2 separate regions of the Mus musculus genome follow, and region 2 is linked to region 1. The links are chromatin loops, found by intact Hi-C in ENCODE. Cell type or tissue: left cerebral cortex. All regions are shown on one strand. Links, peaks and the distances in the headings refer to the core of each region. The heading gives the core; the rest is flanking DNA.

Region 1 (15,598 bases), core at 2,709-10,708:
TTGGATATAGATTCCCAGTTGGGGAGACATGTTAGGAGAGGAGTGCAGCTTTAGCCCAGATCATCAGGTAAGGCATTTCTGAGGAAATTACTTTTGACCTGTGACTTGAATTACAAAGTGATAGACACCATGATATTAGGAATGGTGGGAGAGGTTGCAAGGTAGGAGAAGGTAATAACCAGACTCATAGAGTTACTTTGTGTGGTGGAAAGACATGGAGGAATCCAAGTTATATTCCATAAGACAACCAAAATATTCAATCCATTGATAGAGTCTGATGTTGGTGATGTTTAAATAGTCTTGACTTCAAGATCCTCTTGTTTCAGCTTCCAAGTGCCTGGAGTACAGATACATGCACCACCACACCTGTGTGAAGAGGCTTGATTTTAAGAAACTGTTTATTTTTAGCCTTATGCTTGCAATTTTAGCACTTAGGAGGCTGGGGTAGGAGGAGACCAGATAGAAGCTAGTTTGGGTTAAATAGGGAGATGTTGTTTCAAAGAAAACCAAATAAAACCAAACCAGCAGACTAATTACAAAAGCCTTTAACTTGCTGAAACCCGAAGAGCCTCCGGTTTCATTGACTTTCACTTTTTCTTTCAGCGTATCCTACTAAATAATATTATATTAATTGTCTTATTAGTAGAATTACAAAGAAATTATAGTTCTACAGTTTTAAGTTTGAGTTGGAGTTAGTAAAATTGTGGTGTAAACACAAGGAGCTTTTGAGTAAGAAACCGTATAGCTTTCATATATGTACACACCCACACCCACACACCCCACACACAGACATAGATAAATCCAACTCTAATTGGATTCTGTCACTTATGTCATGTGGTTTATACATAGATATAGCGACACATTCTGGAAATTAATGGGAAGGATTTTTTTTATTTTTATTTATATGTAAGTACACTGTAGCTGTCTTCAGACATACCAGTAGAGGGTGTCAGATGTCATTACAGATGGTTGTGAGCCACCATGTGGTTTCTGGGATTTGAACTCAGGACCTTCATAAGAACAGTCAGTGCTCTTGACCCCTGAGCCATCTCTCCAGCCCAGGATTTTTTAAGTTATGTATCTTTAGGAAAGAGCTCCTACTTAGGATAGAATTCATATTATTAATAGGTGCTGTGTAGTTGAGGTTTTTTTGTTTAGGGATGGATGGGGAAATGTTGAATGTAGTTGTTGAAATGTATTGCAAGATTTACTATCCTCACTATAGTTGACATTTGATAGAGTCATAGTCTTTTATATTTGAGGGCTAGAAATGAGAATGGTGGGCTTAATAATATTTAAAATATTAGTCTTTTTTAGAGTAATCACACACATAACACAATCATAACAGCTCCTGTACAATTTCTCTTTTCCCTACCTTAACTCTGACTTTAAAAAACCCTTTTATTGCTTAATACCATCCTCAACAGTGTTATCAATAGGAAAAAGTACTTTGTGGCATTAATTAGAACTGATCCTTTCTTTTCATGTCAGTGACTGTATTCACATACTTTATAGAAAAATAAGTGTTTAGAACAAATCCAGTTTTGTAAATGTTACTGTTTATTTGTTGGAGCAGGGCTTTCCCACATCAGATGTGGGCTGTACTTCCTGGGTGCTCATTGCAGATGTAGCCCAGGGCCCTCCCATAGGAGGTACATTAGCACTCTGCTTCTGGAGCCCATGCAGGTACAGGAGCTACCAGCAGTGAGTGCCGAGAGAGGCAAAGCAAGTGGTAAAGAGATAATTTGGCTGGTAGAAGGCATTTTCTGAATGTTGTCTAAAATTTGAGATTATTGAGTGTCTTTTTATGACTGGCTGGCTTGCTTTTTTATAATTTGCTATAGAAGAATAAGCCCGACATTAGGCATGTGCTGATGGTGTTTATTGGCCTCCCCTATGGAGAGTCCTTAGAAGAAGTCTTCTGGAGTTGTATTGTTCTCCTCCTCCCCCTGAATTTGATTTAATAGAACTGACAACAGATGTCTCAAGTGGGTCAAACCATAACATGAAAGGAGGGAATTATTGACTGGATATAGAGAAATGCAGTCCCCATCATCCTCCCGCCACAGTATGTGGTAAGGCTATTGTTGAAAATTCTTCTTAAAACCAAACAGTATATGATTAGATCTATATCCCAGTCTTGACTATTGAGAGACTCTGTGGTGTTGTTAGAGAGGTAATATCGACCGCTCCCTCCGCCCCCGGAAAAAAGATGATAAGTAAAGCACATCCTTTCTGAAGGACAAACTAGTTGGAATTTAAGAATCTTATGTCAGTATTTCCACTGTGGTGAGGCTGTAATGTAGTTCTTTGTGGGTTGAGTGGTATTGCTCTACTATCAAGGTTCATTGCGCACTTGTTATTTTCACATAATACTGTAATAGTGGTTTGTTTGTTTGTTTGTTTGTTTTGGTTTTGTCAAATTTGAATTTTAGGATACCATTGTTAGATGGAAAAGCAAGAGAATTTATCACTATTTAATAATTTAAACTTAGATTTTTATTTTATATCTCCCCTTTAGTACAGTACCTGGATTGGCTTAATTTATATCCAAATTCTCTTCTGGCTTGGTGGCGTATACCTGTACCTCCCAGCACTTAAGACATTGAGGTGACAGGATTGATTGCTTAAGTCCACAAGTTCAGGACTATCCTGGCTAACATATTCCAGACTGTATCTTAAGCAACAAAACCATTAAAAACAAAACAAAACAAAACAAAAACCCACCCTCTCCCAATTTTGCAAAAATGGATTATGTTAAATTCAATTTTGGAAGCTGTTTTCTGTTGTTTCTTACTATTCAAAGGGAGTGAGTTTGTGAGTTTGAGTCTTTTCTACTTCCCTCCCTTCTTCCTTTCCTTCCTTCCTTTTTCTTGTTTCGGTTTTGAGAGTACACACTGTTAGTCACTGAGCTATCTCTCCAGCCCCAGGGTTGTTTTGAGGAATAAAGTGATACATAGACCTTAGTATGTGCTGTCCAAGGTATTTCTGACCACAGATGAATATAGACACATACATGGTGTGCTGGCTAGTTATATGTCAGCTTGACACAGCTAGAGTTATCTGAAAGGAGGAACCTCAATTGAGAAAATGCCTCTGTAGATCTGGCTGTAAGGCTTTTTTTTTTTTTTTTTTTTTTTTTTTTAAGTGATTGATGGAGAAGGGCACAGCCCATTGTGGGTGGTGCCTGGTGGTCCCGGATTCAATAAGAAAGCAGGCTAAACATACTATGAGGAGCAAGCCAGTAAACAGTACTACTCCATGGCCTTTTCATCAGCTCTTGCTTTCAGGTTCCAGCCCTGTTTGAGTTCCTGTCTTGACTTCCTTCAGTGATAAACAGCAATGTGGAAGAATTAGCTAAATAAACCCTTTCTTCCCCAGATTGCTTTGGTCATGGTGTTTCATCACAGCAATAGTAATCCTAATCTAGGACATGTGGTTAATTAGTTATGTCTGGGCAGGAAGTGTCTGGCTGACCCATTGCAGAACAGAATGTAGCAATCTTTGTGTGGTATGCTGTATTGTGCTGTTGAAACTTGCAGCTCTCACATTGGTGTTCCCAGCACTGAATTTGGCTTCTCATATAGTAGGAGCCAGGTCATTCCTGTGGAATGTAAGTCATTTGAAAACAGCTATAGATTGGATCTTTAAGCTTCAGTTGTAGTTCAGCTAGGGAGAAAATTGTATTATCATAGTGAAAGTCAGGTGGCAGAGACTCTCTAGGATAGTCCCTAGATTCACTTTGCTGAATGTGGTCACCATCAAAACAGGAAAGTGACTGCCTAGAGGTTAGCCAGCAAATGAGTGAGGCTAATAAGACCATATTTTGCTTTCTGAAGTAGTTCCATATATATATATTTTATTTTATTTATTTATTTATTTTTGGCTGTTCGAGACAGGGTTTCTCTGTCTAACCCTGGCTATCCTGGAACTCACTTTGTAGACCAGGCTGGCCTTGAACTCAGAAATCTATGTGCCACCACTGCCCGGCCGAAGTAGCTCCATATTTATAAACATTTATAAAGGATACCTATTATATTCCAGGTATTGTTTGAGGGTCCTAGGGATACAGTGGTAGTGGTAGGGAAGCCCCTTTCCTAATGGAGTTACATTCTAGTGAGGAAGGTAAGTATTAAGTCTTAGGAAGTGCTAAGAACCATGAAGGGAAAAAAAAACAGGAAAAGAGCAAGCATCAAGTTAAAGATTGTTTTTGTGGGGGTTGGAGAGATGGCTCAGCCTGTAAGAATACTGACTGACTGCTCTTCCTAAGGTCCCAAGTTCAAATCCCAGCAACCACACGGTGGCTTACAACCACCCATAATGGGATCTGGTGACCTCTTCTGGGGTGTCTGAAGACAGCTACAGTGTATTTACATTTAATTTTAAAAAAGATTCTTTTTGTTATTATGATTATTAATATTTGAGAAGGATTTTGCTATTTAAGTCCAGGCTGGCTTAGAATTCATTTTTACTTATCTTGACATTATAATAAAATATCTGGCAGAAACAGTTTAGAGGAGAAAAGATTTATTTTAGCTTATGATTTAGATGATACAGTACATCATGGTCAGAAATTCATGGCCACAGTAACATTTCTGTCTGTGATGGCAGGGGCTGAGGTGATATCTCATATCTTGTCTGATTATGAAGCATAGATTAGGCTGTATAACCTTCAAAGGCTCATTTTAGTGCCTCACCTCTTAAAACTCATAGCTCCATAAAACAGTGCCACCAACTGAGACAAAGAGTACTGAATACATCTGTAGGGGAGAATAGTCCAGATTCAAGTCATTAACAGCCTGTATAAAGTAGTTTTGGATTGATGAGATGGCTTAGTGGGTAAAAGCACTTGCCACTTGAGTTTGATTCCTGAAAGATCTACATGGTGGAGAGATGTGACTCCCACAAGTGTAATTTAAAAAACATAAAAAAAGTAGTCCACTACCAGAGTGCAAATTAAAAATTAATTGGCTCTACCACATATCCACTTATGGACATCTGAGGACAGTATCAGGAAGTTTGCAATATTAACAAATACCAAAGTTTGAAACCAGGGTTTGAAATTTATTTTCTCTATTCTTGTCATTAGACGTCGTCATCTTTACCCTGAGCTTAGTGGCTGTGCAGGCTAGCACCTGCCTACTTAAGACCCATTCTTGTATAATGTCCAGTGGATCTTGTATTTACTTTTTTTTTTTTTTTTTTTGGTTTTTCGAGACAGGGTTTCTCTGTGTAGCCCTGGCTGTCCTGGAACTCACTTTGTAGACCAGGCTGGCCTCGAACTCAGAAATCTGCCTGCCTCTGCCTCCTGGGTGCTGGGATTAAAGGTCTGTGCCACAGAGCTTTAAGTCTGGCTTTAGTCTCTATTGCCTACCCTAAGATGTATTGATGCCACAGCAGGAAAAAGAAAAGGAGCCTTTATCTTCTTTCCTATTAGTGTTCTTAATTTTCACCTTAGCCATAAACCTGGGAAGGAGAAACCTCTGAATAGAGAAGGCCAATTCAGCTATACACTTATGTTCTACAACAAAAACCAAAAATGAAACAAAGCAAAACCTTGCTCACATTCAATACCTTGGGAATTTTCTGCTCATTGAAAATTCAAGGACTGGAGAGATGGCTCAGCAGTTAAGAGCACTGACTGCTCTTCTGAAGGTCCTGAGTTCAGATCCCAGAAACCACATGGTGGCTCACAACCATCCATGAGAGCTGATGCCCTCTTCTGGAGTATCTGAAGACAGCTACAGGGTACTTACATATAATAAACAAACAAACAAACAAACAAACAAAAATAAACAACCAAATCTTGAAAATTAAAGTTACTTACCTATGATTAAATTTTCATCAGATGTAGTGACACATACCTCTAATCTTAGCACTTGGAAGGTAGAGACACATCAATCTCTTCATGTTTGAGTCTTGTCTGATTTACAGAATGTTTCAAGACAGCCTGAGCTACATAGTGAGACCCTATTTTGAAAAAAACCCAACCCCCTGTACCCCCTCTAAAAAGATGTTATAGTTTTCACACAGTATTAAGTCTCTACCATGAAAATATCTTAGTGAAAGTGAACAAAATGAAGGCACTGAGAAGATGTATAATGTGTAGTTTGGTTTTAAAGGAGGAGATTGCAGTCATCAATGGCAAATGTAAGCTGTTTGTAGATGTTGAATTGGATGCGAGAATGTCACAGCCACTATTCTAGTGGGCAGGCACACTGTTGAAGGATGTGTATGGTTACCCCAGCTTTAATGGCACTACTGTTAATGTCATGTTGTGGGAGACCTAATAGCTAAGATGATTCTCTGTTAGGGCTATGCCATACCTATGAGCAAGTCTGACTTTCATATCTTTTCTTGTGCAGTCAGCTCCTCTTGTGGTTGGGCTTTTTGGAATAAATATAAACCTCTCTTCTATCAAAGAAGCTGAGAGTCAAAGAAAAGGAATTTTCCTCCAAGATCTAAGTACTGGAATATAGATAATGAAGTCAGGTTTTCTTTGGTGGAGTTATCTAGTTTTCTAATTCTTTAGAAAAGTACCCTCAAGTCTCTGTGTGTAAACCTTTAATCCCAAATGTTCAGGAGGCAGAGGCAGGCAGATCTCTGAGTTTGAGGCTAGTCAGGTCTATCTACATAGAGAGTTCCAGGAAAGCCAGAGGTGCCTAATGAAGCCTGTCTTAAAACAAATAAGCCAAATAAACCAACAAAACCCTGCAAATAAAATATAAGTGTCTTATTACCCTGAATATATCTCCCTACCCTGTTATTAATCTAAGAGTTTTCATGTCTTTCCATCCTTGCAGTTGGTTGTTTCTGATTTTACCAGTCCAGTGATTAGCTCATTGAAGTGGGTAGTAATTTACAATTTGCTTTTTAGTAAAAATGATGTGATGTGTAAGAGAAAAGGTCATTAAATTAAGGAATAACTGGTCTTGGGTCGAAGTTCTATGGAGAGTTCACAAAGAAAGACTGGTTTTTCTGCTTAGTACTGAAGAGTAAATTCATTTTTCTTTTACCATTTGCTGTATTTACTTTCTTTTGCCTTCTTTCTTCAGTCATTTGCCAATGATAGTCTTGTGAAGAGGTCTGATGTGGCAAAGGTACTACAGTTGAAGTTCTAGATACTTAGGTCTAACTTTAAGCTCATTTCCTCTGGGACTTATTTTCCCATCTTCTGGAATCACTACTGTGATTGGCCAGGGAATTTTAGATGTAACTCAGGAGTAAAGATGGCCTTGTTTAGTATAAATCCAGAGCTTTTCATTTCAAATTAAAAAGTTATCTTTTAGTGTTACCTAGAAACCAAGATTGAGTACAAGAACAGTTTTTAGTCAGGTTCCAGATTGAGGGAGAGTTTTGAAAACTACAGACTCAGCAGATAAAACTGAGTGGAAAACTAGCTCAGTGGTTAAGAGCACTTGGTTTGGTGTTCCTGCAGAAGACCCAGGTTAGTGTCCAGCACCAACATGGCATCTTACAGCTGTTCTGTATTCAGTTCCAGGGGAACAGATGCCCTCTTCTGTCCTCTGTGGGCACTGCATGTACATGATACACAGACATGTATGTTAGGCCACTCATACACATAAAATAGATAAATCTCATTTTTTTTCAACAAACATGTATTGAAGAATGTTTCTACAGAATACCAAAGGGACCCAGTCTGATCCTGATTTTGACTCGTGTTTCTCCTTATGCTGCCATATAGCCGTACCCTGTGCAGCAACTGGTCCTACCTTGGAGGATATGGTAGTGTTCTGTAAGTGGATCCAGGTGCCTTCAAGTCCTTTGTACTCTGCTTGTGTATGTTGGATACTTCTTTGTGATTTTCCACTGAATGTCCAAGTCCACTTTTCTTCTTCACTTCATTACTTCCAGTAGTTTCACCTTGCCTCTCTATATGCCTTTTACTTTTTTTTGGTCATGCCGAGATCTGTGATAGCTTTCAACTTCTGTACCATCCATTCTCTGGCCTCCATGGCTCTGCAGTTTGGTGGATAGACTGTAGACTGGGAGGCTACAGATCCTGTGTTGTGCTTCTTGGGTGGTCTCAGGCTAAGATAATTTTTTTTTTTTGAGAAATGTTTCCATGAGTATAGGTTTTATAGCTAATCTAGTTTTAGTTTTGTTTTTTTAAAGAGATGGTAAAATGTTAAAAGAGCCATAGGAGCTAGTTGGTAGAGAGCTTGCCTAATATTAATGTGGCCCCAGATTTATCCCACCATACATAAACTGGGTATGGTATGCTCACCTGTAATCCAGCACTCAAGGAGAGGCAGGAAGATTAGAAGTTCAGGTCATTCTTGCCTTCATAGTGAGTTTGAGGCTTGCTTGAGCTATATGAGACCCTATCTAAAACAAAACAAAACAAAACAGAAAACAAACAAACAAACAAAACCACCATAAAACAGAAGGATATTAAAAGACTATTTGAAACTTGGATCTGTAGGAAGTGCATTAATGTGTATCCCAAGTGACTGTTCTAATAACAAATGCCTTGTTGGGCCTTTATAGGGTGGCCCAGCACTGTGGCATTTTCTGATGCCAGTTGCAAAGAGCAAGGAAGTCAAGTCAGCTTTTGCTTTGGGAAGGAGTGGTGACTTACTACTGAGCCTAAGATACAAAGGACATAGCTTTCTAGTTCTTTGCAGAGCCCCTCTCCTTGTGACTGGAAAAATCTGCAATTCAAACTTGTTTGGCTTTAACTATGGGAGTTTATTTTCAACACAGAAGTCACTTCAACTCAGGATAGCTTCATAATTCTTGTAGAACACTCAGCTACTTGGATACATCTGACTCTAGAACAAATGTAATGGCTATGCTCTAAAGTTATATAGGATACTCTGGCTCTATGCTGGACAGGGCTTCATATTCTTCTAGGTGGGTGGAGAGCTTTCCATTCCTTTCTTAATAAAAAACATTTAGCTGATTTTCAATCATGCCCTGTCTTGTCTCTCATTTTTTCTTTGCATTTCATTCTGGTTTGCTACAGCTCAGCTCTTCCACTTGTGGCTCAACACAAAGCGTGAGCCACAACTTGGTACATGGTTGGTTATTGGAAGAGAAACTTAAAATGCAAGAGGTGGGAAGGCATTAGGGCTTTTGTTCTGTTTGAAGGGAGCATTAGGATGAGTAATGTGAGCATAGGGGAATGTGGATTCTAAGGTTCAGTAACAATATATGTATAGATCAACTATTTGGGGAAATAGAATTTTGGGTTGCTGACAGGGCAGAAATATTTGGAGAAGCTTCCATTTTGATAAAGAAGTTATTTTTAGTTTGTAGAAAAAGAGTGGTTTCATCATCATACTGGAATCTTGCAGTTATGTTTGTAACTCAAACTAATCGGCTTATGTGCCAGAGAAGTGTCAGGTGGCATGCTCGTTTCCTCCTGAGTTTGAGGACTGCTTGGCTTAACTCCTGCAGTGCTATGGCTGGGCTGCGGGGCATTGTTAGGGGGTGTCATGGATGACAAGGGTGAGCTGCTGCTGGTTTAGATGCTGGCCTGAGCAGAGAACACGCATGCTGTGCTCAGCTCCATTGTATTCACTTGGGCTACACTGGCTGCCATAGGTGCTGTGTATGGTGCGTAAAACCTGTGCATGCTAGGCATATTTTGGTAAAACTGTTTTAAAACCCAGTTTGCTTGACTCAGTTGCCCAGTCTCTTGGTTCTCACCCTAGATATTTTATTTCCCACAAGTGGTTTTTAATGGATTTTAAGTTCCCAGCTATCATTCATGTATCGCACTTCCATAAATATATGTGCCCAATGTAGGTGTTAGTGTTCTTGGTTATTTTTTTTCTTTAGTGTTTCTTATATTATTCATTGAAGAATATCTGGCTAAGTATTTAAACAATTTTAATTTTAAAATTTGGAAAAGACTGTTTAAATTACTAAGTCAGAAAAATGTAGTTTGTGGCTTAGTTTTGATTTAGGTACTTTGATCATTGTACAGGAGAATGTAGACTCAAGAAGATGTCATTTCAACTCTTTGAAGAAGCTAGAATGGTGAGGAGAAAGCAGTAGACTTAAGTAAAACAATGTCCTATAAACAGTTGACTGAATGAGGGCTGGTGGGAGGATATCTTCCTGCTGGGACATGTCTTGCCCTAATTTCTCCAGCTTTATACATAATAGAAGCTTATGAGTATGACTGTTTGAAGTCTTGGAGATTTTTCCTTCCTGGACTGGCCTTATTTTTTCTTAAAAGAGTAAAAATGAAGGCTGGGATTGTGGCTTAGTGGTAGAGCACTTGCCTAGCATGTGCACAGTCCTGCTCTCAGTGTCTGTCACAAAAGTGACAAAAACAACTAAACAAAACTATAATAAAATAACTTGCTCCTCATCTGTGCATGCACCATAGTAGGGCTGGCTCTTGTCAAGAGGGTGCAGGTGAGCCAGCCCTTAGGGCAAGAGTGAGGAAGAACTGCTTTCTCCCATCCCCCATCATGAGAGAAGGTGAGCTGTCCCTGTCCCTGGCCAGCTGCAGCACTTGGGAGAGTAGGCCAGGTGCCATGATTGGGCTGCACAGTGGAGCTGGCTCAGGAGTTGTGGGTGTGGGTAAGCAGCCCCAAGGGCATGAGAGCAGGAGAGCTGACCCTGTCTCCTGCCAGTGGCAGCATTGGGTGGCCTAGCTGGAGCAGTGCTGGAGAATTTGCCCTGGTGGCTTGGATAGGGGAGAGCTGGTACACTGACTAGTTCAGCTACCACCCAGGCCCAGATCTGTATCATCTGAGAATGATTGGGATGTGTGAAAGGGCCAGCCCTGCTGACCCAAAGCTGCAAGATCTCCATGACACAGGGCAACAACAATATAATCAGGAGGAGTCCTGGTGAACATCCAGTATTGATGGTGTCACGGAAGCCAGAGAACTTGAACCAGACCAATGACTCGTTTGCAAGTAAAGATGTGTAGACAGAGGGATACATTGTGGGACACACTCTAACATACTACAGCTTCCATGATATTTTCCTCTGTGTGTTTTGTGGGGGGAGGTTTGCAAGAGTGCCAGTGGATATGAGGGGTTGGGGAGGTGAGCAGAACTGGGGTGCATGATGTGAAACTCACAAAGAATCAATAAAAAGTTAAAACAAAAAATAGCTGGTGAAGCTGATAGTCGGGGGTGGAGGGTGGGGGTGGGGGATAAGAAAAGCTTGCAGTCACAGCTAGAGGGTTACTCTATTTGGGGAGGCCAGAGGGGTGGCAGCAGTGATAAATTTCTCTCTCCTAGGCCTGAGGAAACTGCAGTGAAAACCCTTCTTCAGTTGTTTACCTCCGGCTAACAATTTTTTTTCTTTTCCTTTTAAAAAGATTTATGTATATTTATTTTATATGAGTATAGGTAGCTGTCTTCAGACACACCAGAAGAGGTTAGGATCCCATTACAGATGGTTGTAAGCTACCATGTAGGTGCTGGGATTTGAACTCAGGACCTCTGGAAGAGCAGTCAGTGCTCTTAACCACTCCCGATAGGAAATTATTTAAAAGTTGAGCCTCAGCTTTTCTTCTTAATATATAAAATAGTTTTGGCAATCTTGTAATCTGAGAGGATTGTTTTGAGGACTGAGAGTGTGTATGAGTGTAGGTCATCTGAGCCATGAAGTACTGTGTAAGCATGGGCAGTAGGAGGTATATTATTTCTTTTGTTTTGTTTTCTGAAACAGAGTCTTGGTATGTTAGCCACGCAAGTTTTGAATTCTTGCCTCAATTTTCTGAATAGCTGAAAGGTATATTATTCAGAGAGTAAGAGTAGGGTTTGGAACAGGAAATAAACAAATAGGCACTTACAATACTGAATAAATCTAGGATCTGTCAAGAGACCTGGTTCTTACTGGATTCTTTGTTACTAAAGCTGTAAGAAATCCTAAGGGAAATGGAGCAGTTTGCCTAAGGGTCACAGCCAATGTTTAATTACAGAGCTGAACTAAGATGCAAAAACTGCTGCTGTTAGCTGTGTGTGTCCCTAGGCACATCAGAACTGACCTTTGTTTTTCTCTTTGCTCTGACCATTTCCTTTTTCAGTTAAGTCCTTCCCTCCTCATTCTGCACCCCCCCCCCATCTTTTCATCTATTTTTTCTCCCTCACAGTTGATATTATAATAGAAGACCAGGGAATCATGAGTTTGAGTTTTTTAACATAATATATATTAGAATTGCTTATATGACTTTTACAAAATAACAATGTCTAAAGTTTTGATTTTATTTTTATATTTGTTTTCTTATGATTATATTATATATCTGTAGTAATCGACCCAAATTGTTCAATAAATTTTTATGTGTATATAATATAAAAATGACTTATATTAAGGTGCATAGCAGATCAAAACACAGACTATATGCAGAACTCCAGAACATTCATTCCCTCATAATTCTTCATCATTACTGGCTCCCTCAGTAAGTCGACATTAATTAAATTAATTAATTAACTTTTATGTTTCTTTTGAAACCAGGTATCTTGTAGCCAAACTGGGTTCCAACTCACTGTGCCTTGAACTTTAGTTTCTCCTGCTTCCTTCCTAAGTGCTGAGATCATAGGTGTGCACCGCCATGTCTGGGTTTGTTTTTGTTTGTTTGAGACAGGGTCTTGATATGTTTGTAGCCCAGTTGTGTGGCCCAGTTGGCTATTGCACCGTCTTTGTTAATTAGCTTTGTCTTTGTTGTTGCAGTACTAGGATTGAGCCTGTGGCCTTGAGCATGCTGGTGCAGCCCTGTGTCACTGAGTATACCCACCAGCCCTTCTGTTACTTTTTTACATATTTTGAGACAGTGTCACTAAATTGCCTAGGCTAACTTGAACTCCCTCTGTAGCTGGGGGTTGGGGGGGGGGGGTGAGCCAGAGATCCTGTCTCAACCTCTTGAATGGCTTTTATAAGTGCTCTTCAGTAGGCCTGGCTGTTTTGCCTATTGAATTTCATACAGAGTCGATAGTATGCATTCTTTTGGTTCTGGCTCTCCCCCAACTCCCCAACATCCTATTGATATTGAATTGTATGGCCAGGCCAAAGTTACTGGTTTTACTGTTGATGGACACTTGGGATCATACCCACTTCGGCTCTGTGAGAAAGTTGCCATGAACATTTTCACTCTAGTGTATATGTCTTGGTAGATATATGACCTCATTACTCTTGGTTTTATATACCGAGGAATAAAATTGGTAAGTCATTTATTCTACTTTGGTTGATACTTCCAAACATTTTTGTGGTTGTATTAGTTTTTTTGTTTTTTTTGTTTTTTTGTTTTGTTTTTTAATGAAGAACTTCACTGATTGTTGGTGGCACATACCTTTGATTCCTGCACTTGGGAGACAGAGGCAGGCGGATTTCTGAGTTCAAGGCCAGCCTGGTCTACAAAGTGAGTTCCAGGACAGCCAGGACTATACAGAGAAACCCTGTCTTGGAAAAAAAAAAACCAAAAAAAAAAAAAAAAAATCCTGATTATGATAGTAGTCACCACTGGAAACCATTTTTAGAAAACTTAACATCACGTATGTATTTGCCTTTTTACTATACAATTGATGCTAGAGAGGACAAATGATCCTTCAGTACTTGTGTTTCATTTACCCCTGTATAAGAGCTGTTATTAGTGTAACTTTTTTCAAACTTTATTTTTAATGATGGTTCTTAAACACTTTAACCTCTCTTGTAGCGTACCACCCACCAGAGGTAGTGAAAAGGAAAGGATGGGGGTGGTGTGCAAAGTGGACCTGTTTAGAAAAGTTCTTTAGAACAACTCCCATCTGTGTTGTCTGGAAATTGGCAGTTCAGTTCACAGGTTAGCAGGCAGCAGCAGCTCAATCCACTCACAAACACTCCACAGATACACCACCAGTCCAGTTCAGTAGAGTCAGGATAGCAACAGTGGTAACACAACCTAGCAGAGACAGCCAGGCCTCAGCCTTGACTTGAGTTAGCATGAGGGACCAATAGGAACACCACGAGAAGTTCTCAGCTGTGTCTCTCTCAGGGAAGCGAAGATCAGCGGAGACAAGAGACCCACAAGCATCGAATAGCTAGCTGTACCAGCAAGCCAAGCTCTGTCTCCATCACTCCATAGAGTCCTATTTATACCCTCCAGATATCATGTGTCTTCCACATGATGCACATGCCTTGCCTCAGCATATGCATCCAATCAGCCTGAGTTCACTGAAGTGGCAGGAAGCTGTAGTACACCACTAGAAGTTTTTTGGTATGTTTCTGTTGAGGGATTGGGAGGTACTTGTGGCTACTTGCACACACATGGTATATGTTCACACAGAAATGTACATGTACACAAAAGACATTCATAAGTTCAGGAAGGAACTTGGGAGGGAGAAGAGCCTGTTTCTCTGACTTGGGCATCCTCCCTGTCCTTTTGGATGTTGCTTGGTTATACTTCCGGTCTTGCCCAACCACCACTCTTAGTATATCTTTAAAATTCTCTCTGTTGGAACCACACCTGTGTTTTTCAAAGTTTCTTTTTCCAAAGACTTCCTGATACACCTAGACAAAGGGATTGACAATTAAAATACATAAGATTTAATTACAATGTCAGTGTAAAGGAAACTGTTCCAGGTGGTACATGGCTAGGCAGTCTACTGTTAAATAGAACTTAATGGTGGTTTCATGATGTTTAGATATGACTTCTATACAGTTGAAAAACTACATGTGGTAAAGTTTAGTCATCAACATTGCTATATAACTGAATTAAAGTTGGGACCCAGCTCCTCTGACTTTTGACTGTCTGCTCTTTCCACTGTAGTATATTGCCCTGGCAGGAAACAGGGAGGAAAAAGTGTGAAATAGAGACTAAAGGCTGTTCTCTAGACAATATAAAACGAAAGACAGTTGTTGCTTTTATAGTACCAAGGTTGTATATAGAAGCTGTTTTTTAATCTTACATTGTAATAGAGAGATGAGATGTTTGTTGTAAGCAAAAGACTTGCACATTGATTTTTAGGCACTTAGAAATTCATCAAAAAAAAAAAAAAGATCACATTCTAAGTTTAGTGTGATTAAAAACAATTTGAAACTTTTGAGTGACTAATACCTGTTAAGACTTGGAGTTCATCCTGTGGCTGATAGGATAGAACTTGGATACCTCCTTGGTTTAGACAAAACCAAACAGAAGCCACTCCTCAACTTTCCCTATTCTTAACCACCTTTACTTTTACACGTATAAATGCTTCTACATAGCTGTTGTCTTAGGGTTTTACTGCTGTGAACTGACACCATGTCCAAGGCAACTCTTATAAGGACAACATTTAATTGGGGGCTGGCTTACAGGTTTAGAGGTTCAGTCCATTATCATCAAGGTAAGAGCATGGCAGTGTCCAGGCAGACATGGTATGGTGCTGGAGGAGCTTAGAGTTTCGCATCTTGTTCCAAAGGCAGCTAGGACTAGGGTCTTAAAGTCCACTTCCACAGTGACACATCTACTCCAACAAGGACATTTCCTAATAGTGCCACTCCATGGGCCCAGCATATATAAACCACCACAGCTGTCTATATTTACTGACTCTCCACTCAGTCCATTTGGCTTCTGTCCCTTACATTTCACAGTAACATCCTTATTGAGGTCACCAGTATCTTCTACCAAACTTAATTTTACAAAAATGTTGTC
Region 2 (15,598 bases), core at 3,314-11,313, 120 kb before region 1:
GTTCTGTAAGAAAGCAAGCTGAGCAAGCCAGGGGAAGCAAACCAATAAGAAACATCCCTCCATGGCCTCTGCATCAGCTCCTGCTTCCTGACCTGCTTGAGTTCCAGTCCTGACTTCCTTTGGTGATCAACAGCAATGTGGAAGTGTAAGCTGAATAAACCCTTTCCTCCCCAACTTGTTTCTTGGTCATGACGTTTGTGTAGGAATAGAAACTCTAAGACAGATGTATATACTCAGGGGAAGATTTTGTGCATACCATGACACAACACAAGACCCCCATCGTAATCCCCAGGGCACGCACACACACACACACACACCACACAGAGCCCTAAGCTCTGGAAGTCAAAAGTCCAGAATGTACCTTACTGAGTCAAGGTTCACAGAGCCGTGCTCCTGAAAGCTCCGGGAAGAAACTATTTCCTTACCTCTTCCAGCATCCAGAGACCACTGACTCCCTTGGCCTGTGGTCTACTCTAGCCTCAAGCCATCGATGGATGGAGTGGTGCTAATTTTTGGCTGACTACTTGCTGGGATGAGGCTAGCCTTTGGGTGTATCTATGGGGCGTTTCTAGCGAGGATTAGCTGAGGGGGACCCACACTGAATGTGAACAGCACCCTCTCAGTCCCACAGGCTGGGACCCCAGACTGATAGAAAGGACATACGGTATTGCCCGAGCTTTTGTCCCCGCCAGCAAGAACACACTCAGGACAACCGAAATCTTCTGCGGCAAAGCTTTTATTGCTTACTTATCAGGAGGGAAGACCCTGAACCGGGAAAATGGCACTGCTTATATAGCCCGCAGTGTGACGTTTCAGCACCTGATGTGGCGTGACAGCTCCTGATTCGTTGCTCGCCCATTACCCCATTACTACGCCGTGAGATGGGCAGTGACTAGGCGTGAGTTCACTCTTGCACTTGCGCATAAGGCTTGTTTACTAGTTAGGCGCAGTGGAAGCCAGCGCCATCTTATAATGGCGATTGCTCACGGCACACACGTGATTGCTCGCGGCACAGCTCTCCACATCACGGGAGAAAGCCAGCTGAGTACCACATTCCCATCTGCTGCTTCCTGGTGTCCAGTATAAGCCAATTCGTGCCCACACAGCTGGGGCCTGCTCCTCCCAGCCATGCTGGACACTGTCCCCCACAAGGGGAAAGTCAGCCTTCCCCCTTATGCTGTTCCTTGTCAGATGTTTGGTCACAATGACAAGTGTGTGTGGCCAACGCTGCCACCCTTACTCTTTTTCCGCCTTTGAGACAGGGCCCCTCGCCGAATGTGGAGCTTGAATGTTCAGCCAAGCTGTCTGACCAGCAAACTCCAGAAATCCCCCTGCCTCCTCCTCCTCAGCACTGGGATTATGCCCGTGCCCGAGTATTTTGGGGTTCTAGGGGTCTGAACTGAAGTCCTCAGTGTTGAGGCCCATGAGTCACCCTACAGACCACACAAACGTCCATCGAATTCAGGCAGGGATGGTTTATTGAGTGCACACCCTACTACTGATCGATCAGGACATAGCTCAGGATCTGGGACTGAGCCACGGTCATGAACATCTTTCTTGTCAGCTCATAAAGGAAACACACACACACATACACACACACACACACACACACACACACACACACATACACACACACACACACACACACAGAGAGAGAGAGAGAGAGAGAGAGAGAGAGAGAACATACCGACCAAGGTGGTTCAGGAAGTGGTGCCCAGTGGTTGGCTCTGACTCAAGCCATGTCAAACATAACAGTTCATACTGACCTTTAATTTGATGGGTTCTACGTAAAGCTTTGTGGAATTTCTTAAGATTAACAAAACTCAGAACATACAGAACATAACAGGATGTGTGATCAGCCTGACTTTGCTTTGAGTCAAATTATTTTTCTGTGTCAATGACTGGCAGGCATGTTACAACAATATAAAAAAGCTTGCAGGCATAGAAAAAAATGGCTACAGCCATGCTGGGGCAGGAGGCCTCAACACTCCCGTTTATACATCAGGAACATTCCTGGCAGGTTTTCCTTAAACCAGGCTGGCCTCAAACTCAATGATCCCCCTGCCTCAGTCTCCCAAGTACTGTATAAAAATTTTTTTTCTTATGTAATTCTGGGGAATCAAACCAGGGCCTTGCACATGTTAGACAGAATTCCACCACTGAGCTACATCTAGTCCAAAACCTATAAACGGGAGAGAACTGACCAAGTGAAATAGCTCCTGTCTGTGACCTGCAGACACGTCTGGCAGGAGTGCTATTGGCTTCCTCTGACTGCAGAGAAGTCCGTTGTGTCAATATTCCTGATGAAAAGTGTCTGTGATGTGTATTCTCCTTTGAGACGGTTTTAACGTCTTCTGCTTTTCTCAATATTGAGTTAAGGAAGATATTTCAGATGGGTATTTTATATCTGAATGAGAACAGTGATTTTAATTCAACAAACAATCCTTGAACATGGGCTAGTGTGTCGGTCCAACTTTTCACAGAACAACAAACGCCTGAGGGGAAACAGTTTAAACGAGATATGATGGTTTGAATGAGAGATGCCCCGTCCCCACACCATAGCGCACACACACACACACACACACAAACACACACTCACACTCACACAGGCTTTCACTCACTCACACACATACATGTTTACACACATGCTTATATGCATGTTCACACACACTCACATGATTACACACATGCTCACACACACATGCTCACACACACATGCTCTCACACACATGCTCACACAGACTCAGACTCACACACACAAACACATGCTTACACACACATGCTTACATACCTGCTCACACAGACACACAAACACAAACATGCTCACACTTTGTATTTGAACATTTGGTCACTAGTTGGTGACAGTATTTTTCTTTGTCATGGTTTTGAATGTATGCATGTGTTCATGAGTGTGTGTGTGAGCTTGCACAGAGGCCAAGCACAGAGATCAACATCAAGTGCGTACCTCAATCTCTCCACTTTATTTTTTTTACTTTTTATTTATTTAGATTTATTTATTTATTTTATGTATATGAGTACACCATCATGGTCTTCAGACACACCAGAAGAGGGCATCAGATCCCATTACAGATGATTGTGAGCCACCATGTGGTTGCTGGGATTTGAACTCAGGACCTCTGGAAGAGCAATCAGTGCTCTTAACTCTTGAGCCATCTCTTCAGCCCCTCCACTTTAGTTTTTGAGGCAAGGTCTCTCACTGAAGCTGGAGCGCAATAGGATTCCTGGCCAGCCAGTTAGCCCTCATGATCTCCTTGTCTCTGCCTCCCTATGCTGAGGTTGCTAAGCCACAGGCATGCCCTGCTATTTCCAACATTTTATATGTGTGCTGTGGATCCAGGCTCAGGTCCTCACTAACTGATCCTTCTTCCCAGCCCCAAGGGTACAAGACATGGACTGAACGTGGCTGGGGGCACAGCAGGCAGAAGTGGGTCTCAGAAGGCAGGCATTTGAAAGCTGTAGCCTGGCCCTGCTGTGGACTCATTCTACTGCTCCATCTGATCTGAGCAGGCCATGATGCAGGGCCTTGCTGCCACAGACTGAGCCCCTCCAGCCCTCATGCCGACGATGCTCCAAATCCCTTCTGACCTATGACCCCAGAGAAACCTTCTTTCCCATAAAGTCACTTCTGGCAGGAATCTTGTCACAGCAATGAAAACAGTTAATAATATGAGAGGAAAGACTCCTTTAATTTCTGGTTTGAGAGACTGGCCCTGCTGCTCCGTGCATCTGAGAGGGGCTGGTGAGAGGCGCTGCTCACCCACGACAGCTGGGAAGCAGAGAGCGAGCATGCCTGTGCTAGAGGCTTCTTCTCCCGTATCCCATCCCACCCTTAGCCTCTCACCCAGTACCACCCATGCTCTGTCTTGGAGGGATGCCCTGGCATGGGGGGGGGGGTGCCCTCACACCCAGAGCATGCTTTCCTCCCATCCCAGGACTCTCTCCTTCCCGCCAGGTTAACAATCAAGATCAGACAACACAGCTGTCACTGAGCTATGCTAAGAGTCCTGAGACCCACGCTCAGTCCTTCCAGAGCCAGCTCTGCCTGCCTCTGCTTTGAAGTTTCCAAAGCTTCTAGAGACCCAGCTGAAATCATCCTGCAGTTGGCCTGTTGGAGTGGTGGCCTGCAGAGCGGTCTCACATGGGAGAGCCATGTCTGGCTGGCACTATCTAGCAATGAAGAACAGTGCACAGACATAATGCAAAGCAGACAGGCTCTGTGTTCCTGCCCTCGTTCAACCGAAATGCCAGCTTGGGCAAATGACATATCTTCTCCGTGGACAGCAGACAATTACTCGTGAGGCATTGCATAAAGGAAGTTCCGTGGCGTGGGAGACCTCTCCTATGGGGAGCCTTCAGGAAATGCTGGCTATTTTTATTACCAGCAGGAACAGCAAAGGTTAACACAGCACATAATTTTTGTCCCTGAATTCCACCTGTCGTTCCTAACATGCGCCAGGCCCTGGCTAGGAGGCTTGTGCGGGTTTAGACAGAAGCACTAGTACAGGTCAACGTGTGCTTATCAAGTGTGGCTGTGGGGGTGGGGGGAGGGGGAGGGGCTGGCTTATTCTGACTCCTCCCAAAGTTTTAAACGAACCTCAGGTGGTAGAAATTGCTGTGAAACACACACCTAGTTAGCGAGAAGACGTTAAAGATTTTTTTTTTTTTACTTTATACGTATGAGTGACCTTATTATGTTTGTGCTGTGTGTGTGTGTGTGTGTGCAGTGCCCACAGAGGCCAGAAGATGGCAGCAGATCCCCTCCCTGAAGCTGAAGTGCTAGGCAGTGGTAACCCTCTGCCCCCAATATGGGTGCTAGGAATTGAACCTGGGTCTACTGCAAGAGCAGTAAGTGTGCTTAACTGGAAGCCATCTCTCCAGCCCCTCCAGTCCTCCAAACCCCATCCCCACAAAACTTTAAACTAGATGTGGCCACGCCTGCAATCCCAGCACTTGGGAGGCTGAGGAGGCAGGGTACCAAGTTCTCGGCCACGCTGCCTCAACCCTCCCCTCAAAGAGAGACAAGACAGAGTACCATGACACAGTGTGCAAACGGGCTGTGCAGATTTGGAGTAACACAAAGGATGGGGTTTATGTGTTGTAGTGGATAACGGCCACGTATGCAGGGAACATAGATGAGTGTCAATTTATAACCTTCTACAATGTCAGACCTTTGCTGGTCACCATTTACTGATGGTTCCGATTTCTTCCGATAGCTAGCGTAGTCACAGGCTCTTTTATGTTATTTTAACTAATTATGCTAGCTGGAAGCTCACATGTTGTGCTTCACACACCGGTGTTTATGTAGCCCATAGAATGGCTAAAATGGACCAAAGGGGCCAAGAGGCTGTAACGTTCAAAGAGGCCTTACTGCGGGCGGTGGCAGAGGCAGAGAGCCACTGCAGTTTGGGCATAGGCCTACTGCCAAGAAATCACACCCTACTTAAACACACAGTGGCTCAGGCCAAAAGTAAAAATTCTTCCTCTGGCTTCTGAAGCAGAGCCCAGCCTGACCCCTGCCTCCCCGGGCACCGCTTTCTTCCTGAGTTTGGTTTTTCAACCACTCTGGCCTTCTCTTGAGGCCAGAGAGTGCTTGCATATGCGATTCTCTCTGCCCAAATGCTTTCTCTCTCTCCCATTAAAGCCTCCTGGTTCTTTGCCCACTTAATTCTTCCTGGCCTTCAAGTCTTGGCTCCTCCCTGGCCTCTCTGAGTCCCAGGAGATCCCTGTAGTGCCCTCCCTGGGTGGCTGGATGTGTGTCTCTTACACAGCATTTATTGCCACCAGAACTTGGCCTGGATTGTTCAGGCTGTGGTTCACAAGGACCCTGTGCTGGCTTCTGCATTTTGTCCAGTTTGTTAAGGTTAATTTATTTATTATGTATACATTGTTCTGCCTGCATGTATGCCTGCAAGCCAGGAGAGGGGACCAGATCCCGTTACAGATAGTTATGCGCTACCATGTGGTTGCTGGGAATTGAACTCAGGACCTTTGGAAGAGCAGTGTTCTTAACCTCTGAGCCATCTCTTCAGTCCTGTTTTTTTGTTGTTGTTTTTGTTTTTTTTGTTGTTGTTGTTGTTGAGACAGGGTTTCTCTGTGTAGCTCTGGCTGTTCTAGAACTCCTTCTGTAGACCAGGCTGGCCTTGAACTCAGAAATCCTCCTTCCTCTGCCTCCCATGTACTGGGAGTAAAGCATGAGCCACCACCACCCAGCTACTTTGTCCAGTTTTAATGCCTAAGTCAGTCCCTCGCGGTACCACTTGTGTCTCTGAGCAAAGAATCAAGCAGAGACGCACTGCTGCAGAATAAGCAGGGAGCATGGAGGAAAAGACTGTGCACTTCCAGTAAGAGGCAAACAACAGGGACCCAGGAGTCTAGGGACTCAGAGACCCTTGCTGTGAAAAGGTTGCAGCTCTTAGAATGGGCTTTTCAGAGCTTGCTTTGTCTGTTACATGCAGCTTTAAAAAACAAAAACAGGGCTGGTGAGATGGCTCAGTGGGTAAGAGCACCCGACTGCTCTTCCGAAGGTCCAGAGTTCAAATCCCAGCAACCACATGGTGGCTCACAACCATCTGTAACAAGATCTGATGTCCTCTTCTGGAGTGTCTGAAGACAGCTGCAGTGTACTTACATATAATAAATAAATAAATCTTTAAAAAAAAAAATAAATAAAAAACAAAAACAAAAAAACTTCATGGGTCATGGGTTTCTCATCTTATATCTCAACACTTGGGCCTTTGGGGGGGACATTGTTCAAACCACAGGATTCACTTACTGGCTAGAACAAACGTCTCTGTACTAGTGACATTAGGAGACAAGCTGACGCTCCTGTTGATCGTGACTTTGCAGCGTCCCAGCAAAGCCCCAAAGGATGAAGTTAAGGTACAGACAGTGAGAGAGGAGAAAGGTCTCTTCTCATCTCAGATACAAAAACACACCCCCAAGGCTACCCCACTACCTCATCTTGATGCATCTGACAGCAATCCCTTCTCTGGGGAATAGGAGGAAGCCCCCAAATGCTGCCATAGAGGTCAAAGGACAACTTTAAGGAGTTCTCTCTTTCCCCTGTGTGGGGCACGGGGGGGTGAGACTCAGGTGAGCAGACTTGACATCAACTATCTTCACCCACTGAGCCATCTCATCAGCCCTCTTACCCCTTCTCCCAGATAGCTTCTTACGTAGCCCAGGCTAGCCTTAAATTCTGATGTAGCCTAGGTTGACCTGCTCCTCCCATCTCTATCTTGCAAGTTCTGGGGTTAGCATCTTATGTCTGCCCCTTCCTTCCCACGTGTAATCTGCCTCTAATTTGGATCTTTTCGTTGAAATGTCTATAGTTCTATCTGCTCTCTCCCACGGCAGATAAAGAAATGGGTTCAGAGGAGGGGATGGGTCAGATCAGCCGTGGGAGAGAATGTTCATCCAGTTAGATTTGGGAACCATGTTGGTGTCTACTGTATGATGGATGGATGGGTTGATGGGATGAAATGTGTATGAGCAGAAAGGCTGGCACGTTTTGTCTTCTTCTCTTTGCAGATGGGAGAGCTAAGGAGAGAAATGGCATTGCATGTAAATAAAAAGTTTTATTATGCCGGGTGTGGTGGCGCACGCCTTTAATCCTAGCACTCGGGAGGCAGAGGCAGGTGGATTTCTGAGTTCAAGGCCAGCCTGGTCTACAAAGTGAGTTCCAGGACAGCCAGGGCTACACAGAGAAACCCTGTCTCGAAAAAAAACAAAACCAAAACCAAAAACAACAACAACAAAAAGTTGTATTACTTTTGAATGAATGAATGAATGAATGAATTTTGAGCAAGGTTTCTTTGGGTAGCCCTGGCTGTTCTGGAACTTGCCCTGTAAGACAGGCTAGACTTGAACTCAAGAGATAGCACCTGCTTCTGCCTCCCAAGTGTTGGGGCTAAAAGGGGGAAGCCACCAACCTGGCTTAAGTAATTTTTCTAAAAGATTTGTCTTGTTTTTATTTCCTATGGATGGGTGTTTTGTCTACGTCATGTAGCCGACATGTAGACCAGAAGAGGGTGTTGCATCCCCTGGAACTGTAGTTATAGACTATAGTGAGCAGCCATGAGGGTGCTGGAAATCAAACCGCAGTCCTCCAGAAGCATAGTCAGTGCTCTGAGCTGCTGAGCCATCCATCTCTTCAGCCCCCTTCACATTTTTTATTTATATATGGTGATGGTGATGATGGTGATGACGGTGATGATGATGATGATGATAGTTATAGGAAGTATACTCTGTGTGTGTGTGTGTGTGTGTGTGTGTGTGTGTGTGTGTGTGTGTGTGTGTGTAGATCAGAGGACAAGTCTGGGGAGTTTATTCACTCTATCCATTGATACTGAAACTCATCAAGGAGCCTTGGGATGGAGTTGAGGTCATCGGGTTTGTATAGTGAGCGCTTTAACCCGCTGCCCCATCTTACCAGCCCCCAGATGGTCTAATCTTACAATTTCTTTTTCTATTTATTTGTACGTGTGTGTTGGCGCCAGGAGTCAGGTCATGCCATGGCATGTGGGCGGAGTTCAGAGGATAATTTTCAGGACTTGGTAGATTCCCAGAATCTCGACACCTCAGGTCTTCAGCCCTGGCGGCAAATGTTTACCTGCTGAGCCATCTTGCTGGCCCCACAATTGCATTACCTTAAATGCAGAACTTGGACTGAGACTTGCGAGTCTCAGCCTGAAGGCTGGAAGTCTAGACAGTCTTCAACGGTCCCATCTCCCGTCTCCCTGCTAGGGCTGGGCCAGAGAAAGAAATGTTAGAGAAAAATTGCTCTCTAAAGTAGAGGGTTATAAACATGGTGAGGAGATAATTCCCTATGCTGGCAACTCCAAATAGGCAGCTTAAAGGGAGGCCATGGCTGGCACCTCGCTCCAGGAGGCTGGCTATATTGGGTCATGATGACCTTGGCGACGGCAGCTTGGGAATTAGGTTAATTTGCACCTGGGGGGTATTAGCCAATCTGTAATTGTTCCTATGTTCTTCCTTCCTAATTAACTGTAAATGCCTGCAACGGGAGCATGGCTTTCTGCGTCCTTCGTCTCCTCCGGTGCTGCAGCAGTGTAGACAGCTTCCAGGTCAGTCTTTGGAGCACCGTGTTTCTGTGCTAGGAACAGCAGACGCGTCCTCACTAACCGTTGTATGGGTCACACTCTGGAGACAGTTTCCCGGGGAGGCACAAGGCAGCCTGAAACCACAGCGCTGGCTCTCGGCAGACAAGGTGAAATGAAGACAGCTCAGAGCCGGAGACCTTTGAATGTCTCCTCATCTGAGGAAGCCTTGTACTGGGATTCAGGGTGAGCAGAGGGTGGGGGGGTGGGGGTGAGGGAGGTGGGGAGGGGGGACCACTCTGAAAAAAAAGGCTGTTATCTCATAGCAAACAGAATTGGAAGCCAGAGGACAGAATACCAATTTGTCCCTGTGGGAGGACGGATCTTTGAGCGGAGGAGAGCAGTTCCTGAGGAGGAGCGCTGGCTTTAAGACTTGCATCAGCTTCGGGTGGAGTTCCTACCCCTCTCTTCCCCATGAGCTAACCAGAGCTCGCACCTTGAACTGCTCCAGGCAGGTGGGTGCACACAACCCCACCTAACTGTTTAGATAGGTGCTGTGCTGGGATCTGAACTCGGGTCCTCACACTTGTGTAGCAAGCATTTTACTGACTAAGCCTTCTTCTGAGCCCCCAAATCTACATTTTTATCACTTTTTCAAAAATAATCTGTGGTGCTGAAGTTTGAATGCAGAGTCTTATGTATGCTAAGCAAGTGCTCTGCTGGCTGGTGCTCCCTCGTCCTCCTCCTCCTCCTCTTCCTCTTCTTCTCTTCCTCCTCCTCCTCTTCCTCTTCCTCCTCCTCCTCTTCTTCTTCTCCTTCTCTTCCTCCTCCTCCTCCTCTTCCTCCTCCTCCTCCTCCTCCTCCTCCTCCTCTTCTTCCTCCCCCTCTTCCTTCCTCTCTTCTGTTTTTCCCTCTCCACGCCCCCCTTTATGTTTTGAAACATAGTTTTACACTGTGGGCTGGTCTCTAACTCACAGCCATCCTCCTGCCTCAGCTTCCTGATTGCTGGAGCTCTCATAAGGACGATCAAAGCCGGGGCTGGGTCAATGTAAAGTCCCTGAGTCAGCACGGTGAGGTGGGGGGTGGGGGGGCTGCTGGGCTTTGCGTTGGGAGAAGATTAGGATACTTCTCACAGGGGGTTCTTATGAGGGAGCAAGGCTGGCTCCCACCCTCTCCCTTCTGCTTACTGCTTCCAGATGTGAACACTTACTCTGTCCTGACATTCCACGCACCTTCCCCAGAGACCAAATGCAACTAACTCCAAATCTTCGAGCTGAAGAAATCTCTTTTCATCCAGGTGTGCTGCCACACTCCTGTCATCCCAGCACTTGGGAGGCAGAGGCAGGCAGCTGTCTGAGTTAAGGCCACCTTTGTCTACAGAGGGACTTTTAGGACAGTCAGGGCTACACAGAGAAACCTTGTCTTGAAAATCAACAACAATGGGGCTGGAGAGATGGCTCAGTGGTTAAGAGCACCGTCGGCTCAGTGGTTAAGAGCACCGTCTGCTCTTCCAGAGGTCCTGAGTTCAATTCCCAGCAACCACATGGTGGCTCACAACCACCTGTAATAGGATCTGATGCCCTCTTCTGGTGTGTCTGAAGACAGCGACAGTGTATGCACATACATAAAATAATAAATCCTTCAAAAAAAAAAGAAATTGTTGCTTCGTGTATTTTTAATACTGGCAAAAAGCTGGTTAAGGTCCATGGTCTCCTAACAGCCTCAGGCTCCATGCTCCTCAGCTCTAACTCTAGAGTAAGGCCAGCCTGAGTTCAAATCTTGGTTCTACCTGTCTCCTAATTTATTTAAGATTTTTAACATTTCTTTAGGTCTCACCTAATTTGAAAAAAAGATCTGGATGTGGTGACACATGCTCCTAATCCCTGCATTCAGGAGGCTGAGGCAGGAGGATTGCTATAAGTTCTCTGCTTTCAGACAGAAGCTACTTAGGGAACACCCAGAGGGGGCGGCTGAGGCTGGACAGAGGGCAAAAGAGACAGATTTTCTTAAGTGCAGCCAGGCCAGCAGAGGCTGGCAAGCTTGTGCTGCGGGCCGCTGCACTGAAGCCGTTTCCTGCTGCTTCATCCCTAAATGGGACAACAGGGAGAGCTGGAAGTCACCTGTTGCCATCAGCATTTCCTGTGCCAAGCCTAGGGGATACAAGGTTCAGTAAGGACAAGAGGCAGCACTCACTACATCATACCTACCCGGACCCCAGCCCTGCCCCTCTCCCAACCCCGTCCCAAACCTGAAACACCCAAAAACCCCTACTGCTCTAGGCATTTTGCAGGCAATGTACATAAACTCTAACTGCATGCTGCAGAACAGGTGTCATTTCGTTCCCAATTCACAGATGAGGGAACTGTGGGCACAGGGAGAGAAAGGAAGTTGTCCACATGGACAAGGGGCCCAAGCTGAGATCTGAGCCCAGGCGACAGAGCTCCAGGCTCTTGTCCCCTTGGAGTGCTCACAGTCTAATGAGTTTGTATAGGTGACTCGCCTAGGAAAAGCCACCTGGGGGAATCTATGGACAGTTTCCTAACTCCACGCAGGATGTGTTTACCAGGTTTTCACTTCTGGCCCCAGTCTTCCACTTCTACGGGGCTTCCAGCCTCAGCCTTCCCATTCCACCTCCAGTAGAACTGTGAAAGAAGAAACCATCATGTCACCCCTGTAGTCAGTATGCCACGGACACTAACGGAATCCCTGCATACCCATCCTGGACTTTCTCCTCTGGCAAGAGGTGAGGGAGAGAGTTGAGCCAAGCTCTGTAGTGAACACTTCTAATCCCAGCTTTGAGAGGTGGAGCCAGGAGGATCAGGAGTTCAAGGACAGCCAGAATTACCTGAGATCCTGTTTCAAAATGGGGGACGGGGGCTGGCGAGATGGTTCAGTGGTTAAGAGCGCCGAATGCTCTTCCGAAGGTCCCAAGTTCAAATCCCAGCAACCACATGGTGGTTCACAACCATCCATTCGTAACGAAATCTGATGCCCTCTTCTGGAGTATCTAAGGACAGCTACAGTGTACTTACATATAATAAATAAATAAATTTTTTTTAAAAATGGGGGATGGGGGTTGAAGGGATAAGAAAGGAAAGGGGGTGTTTCTAGGGGCTCTGTGCCTTGCTTTGGCTTTATGGCACTGAAGACTGTACCTAGGGTGTTGTGCATTCAAGGTGAGCACTGTATTTCCAGCCCCAAGCAGGGCTTCGAACCTGAGCTTCCTGGCAACTCCAGCCTTAGAGCCAGAAGCAATTCAAGCCCCGTGTCCTCATCCTGTGTCACTGAGTATGACCTGGCTGTGACCAGGTGTCTTACCTAACACTTTGCTTACAAAGCGGACTTTCTATCTATCGATTCTGTGACAGCTCCATAACAAAGATAAATGTGTCCTGCCTGAGAGAGCATTTATAATTTCTGTCTCAGTGGCTCCTCAGAGAGCTGGGCACAAACTCACCAAAAGAGGATGGACAGTGAGAAGCAAGGACTTTGAATATGTATAAGTCTGGGTGCTGGAGAGATGGCTCAGCGATTAAGAGCCCTGGCTGCTCTTCCAGAGGTCCCGAGTTCAATTCCAAGTGCCTTTATGGTGGCTCACAACCATCTGTACTTGGATCTGATGCCCCCTTCTGGCACGCAGGTATGCATGCAGAGAGAGCACTCATACGTAAAATAAATACATCTTTAAAAAAACTAAAGACTACACATAAGCCTTCCACTGGACCCTGACTCTGCCACATATATGCAATACAACCTTAAGGGCGTCACTCGATCTACCCGAGTCTTGGTCACTATCCTTAAGATGAGATGACAGTAACCAGGCTTTTTGGAGTGATCTTGTAAGATATAGTGATCTTGTATAGGAGTGTAGGAAGGTAGAGCCCTGGCCCTGAGCCAGACTGCTTGCTTAGGTCCCTCGTCCACCACAGTGTGTGTGCAAACCACGCGTGTGATATACCTGACTATTCCAGAAGAGGGCTTCCGATCCCTTGGAGCTCAAGTTCCTGGTAGTTGTGAGCCACCCAATGTGGGTGCTGGAAACAGAACCTTGGACCCCTGGTCATACAGTCTCGAACACTAAAGCACTGTTTTACCTCACATGCTCAGGAGACAGACAGGCACACAGTAAGTCCTCAGTAAGATAAGTAGTGGCCCTCACTGAGACTCACCACAGCGCCTACAGTGCCATCCGCAATATTACATGACCACAAAAGCAATGACCACAGTGCCCCGGAGGAAGTGGCCTTCGGAGTGGCACCTGTTGTCTCTGCTGCCACTCCTTGCTGGGGGAATGGGGGATGGGGGATGGAGGTAGGGCGAGTTTGCCTTCCCTGACCCCAGGGTTCCCTGACCAAGCTGATGATGCACTGTGCCCCAATCTGTTGGCTCCCCCTCACCCACTAGGAGCCTGGCATTCTGAAGGAGCTCCTAGAGTCTGTTATAGATTTAGCTCCCGGATGGCATCTACTGGTTGTCAGCTACTTATCAGCAATTAAGCTTCCATTGTAGATGTCAAGACAGAAATACATTTTTGCTGTTGAGTGGGGAGGTATTCCCACGGGTTGTCAGACTGTGGCTCTTATTCTCCCTGCTGCAGCAAAGTCTTCTCTACGTCTGTACAGCCAGAAGGGACCTGAGAGGACACCACAAGCCAGGGATGGGGATGGAGGAGCCTTGTGCTGTGTTCCTGGGCTGAGTCTTTAGAAGGAACCCTGGGCCTGTGCTCTCTTATTAAGCTTCCCCGCAGACCTGACACATTTGCTCATCTTCTCTCTTTTCAGAGTAGTTTATTTTTTAGTATGGGTGCTTGTGTGTGCCTGTGTATTGGTTCGTGCACATGGCTGCAGTTGCCCTGAGAGGCCTAAGATGTGGGATATCCCAGGACCTGGGACCCGAACTCAGCAAGCGCTTGCTGTAATCGCTGAGCCATCTTCCAGCCTTCCCCCTGACCCCTGCCATTTTCTTTTAAGATGGAGTCTTACTATGTGGCCCTGGCTGGCCTGGATTAGGCTGTGTACAGCAAGCTAGCAAAACTCATAGAAATCCACCTGCCTCTGCTTTTCAAATGCTGGGATTAATGGTGTTTGCTACCACACTCAGCTATTTGATTTTTTTTTTAACACCAACTTGAAATAATTGTAAAATACACTGTTACATACGAGAAGCGCATATAACTACCTCTTAGTGTTCAGAGCACCCTGATAGAATCCTGAGCCTACCTCCGGGGGAACATATAGGATAAGCGCTGCCACCGTGAAGTCGCAAATACCACTTTTATTTATTGTTTATTCACAGGCAGGCTCTAATTTCATATTTCAGGGTGACCCGAAACTCCCTAGACTGCCCTCAAGTTCAAAGCGATCCTCCTGCCTCAGCCTCCTGAGTGCTGATCTTACAGGTGTGATCCAGCACACACAGACCTACATTTGTTTAAATTGTGGTCTTCAGTGGGGTCCACAGCCCACTGGACACAAAGTGAACTTTGGGAGGGATTCACGATGGGAAGGAGTCCGTGGAGCTAGCTTCCGGTCTTAGTTAGGGGTTCTGATGCTGCAATGGAATAGGATGATAAAAAGCAAGCTGGGGAGGAAAGGGTTAATCTGACTCAAACCTAGTAGTCCATCACCTGGAGGCAGGAGCTGGTGCAGAGGCCATGGAGGGGTGTTGTTTACTGATTTGCCCCTATCCCTTGCTCAGTTTGCTTTCTAAAAAAAAAAAAAAACAAAAACAAAAAAACAAACAGGCACAGCAGCCCAGGGATGGTGCTCCCCCCACCCCCCACAATGGGCGGGGCCCTTCGCCATCAATCACAAAGTAAGAAAACTACAGCCCAAATTTATTTATTCATCTCTTTATTTCTTTGTTTGTTTCAGCCCAATTTTATGGAGACATTTTTCTTTCTTTTTTTAATTTTATTTTATGTTCATTGATGTTTTGCCCAAATGTGTGTCTCTAAGTGAGGGCGTCAGATCCTGTGGTAGTGGAAACAGGTGTGAGCTGCCATGTGGGTGCTGGGAATTGAACCCAGGTCCTCAAAAGAGCAGACAGTGCTCTTAACCACTGAGTATCTCTCAAGCCCTGGTAATTTTCTCAAGTCCTGTTTTTTTGTTTTTGTTTTGTTTTGGGTTTTTTTTTGGGGGGGGGTTGTTGTTGTTGTTGTTTTGAGACATGGTCTCTCTACATAACCCTGGCTGTCCTGGAACTCACTATATAGTCCAGGCTGGCTCCAAACTCACAGAGATCCTCCTGCCTCTGCCTCTTGAGTGTTGGTATTAAAGGCAAGAGCCACTATGTCTGTCCTTTAGATTGATAATTTCAGTTCAGGTCCCTTTCTTGGGGACAGAGCTAGCCACCTGTCTCTGTTTCTCAGTGTTGTCTTAGCCACTCACCTTCAGGAAGCTGGAAGTCCTTCGCCCAACTTAGTCAGTCTCCACCCTTGATCTCTGAGAGGAAGACAGAGTGTCACCGCAGGCACTGCCCATCTTCAGTTCAGTTCAGTTGTCCGGGCAGAGGCTTCC

What was found. Peaks named below come from ENCODE experiments on the same cell type or tissue, not always from the same donor. Only the 100,000 strongest peaks of a DNase experiment are listed, where the experiment ranks them.
Region 2: it touches region 1 in a loop (1.8-fold over the local background); 4 of 42 quality-filtered maps call a loop at or near these places.

Annotation. Positions count from the first base shown.
Region 1 is chr4:136,502,552-136,518,149 of GRCm38, forward strand. The region is part of intron 1 of Luzp1 (leucine zipper protein 1); the gene reads left to right. Among named protein-coding and RNA genes, the nearest start is that of Luzp1, 41 kb to the left of the region's middle. In left cerebral cortex, for the core only: a CTCF peak has its summit at 7,527 (motif pointing left); no DNase peak of the experiment used is centred there.
Region 2 is chr4:136,378,480-136,394,077 of GRCm38, forward strand. Gm31295 (a long non-coding RNA gene) reads left to right here and starts at 9,011. Exons shown (of 3, transcript XR_390837.3): 1 at 9,011-9,326; 2 at 9,407-9,595; 3 at 10,277-10,514. In left cerebral cortex, for the core only: no CTCF peak of the experiment used is centred there; no DNase peak of the experiment used is centred there.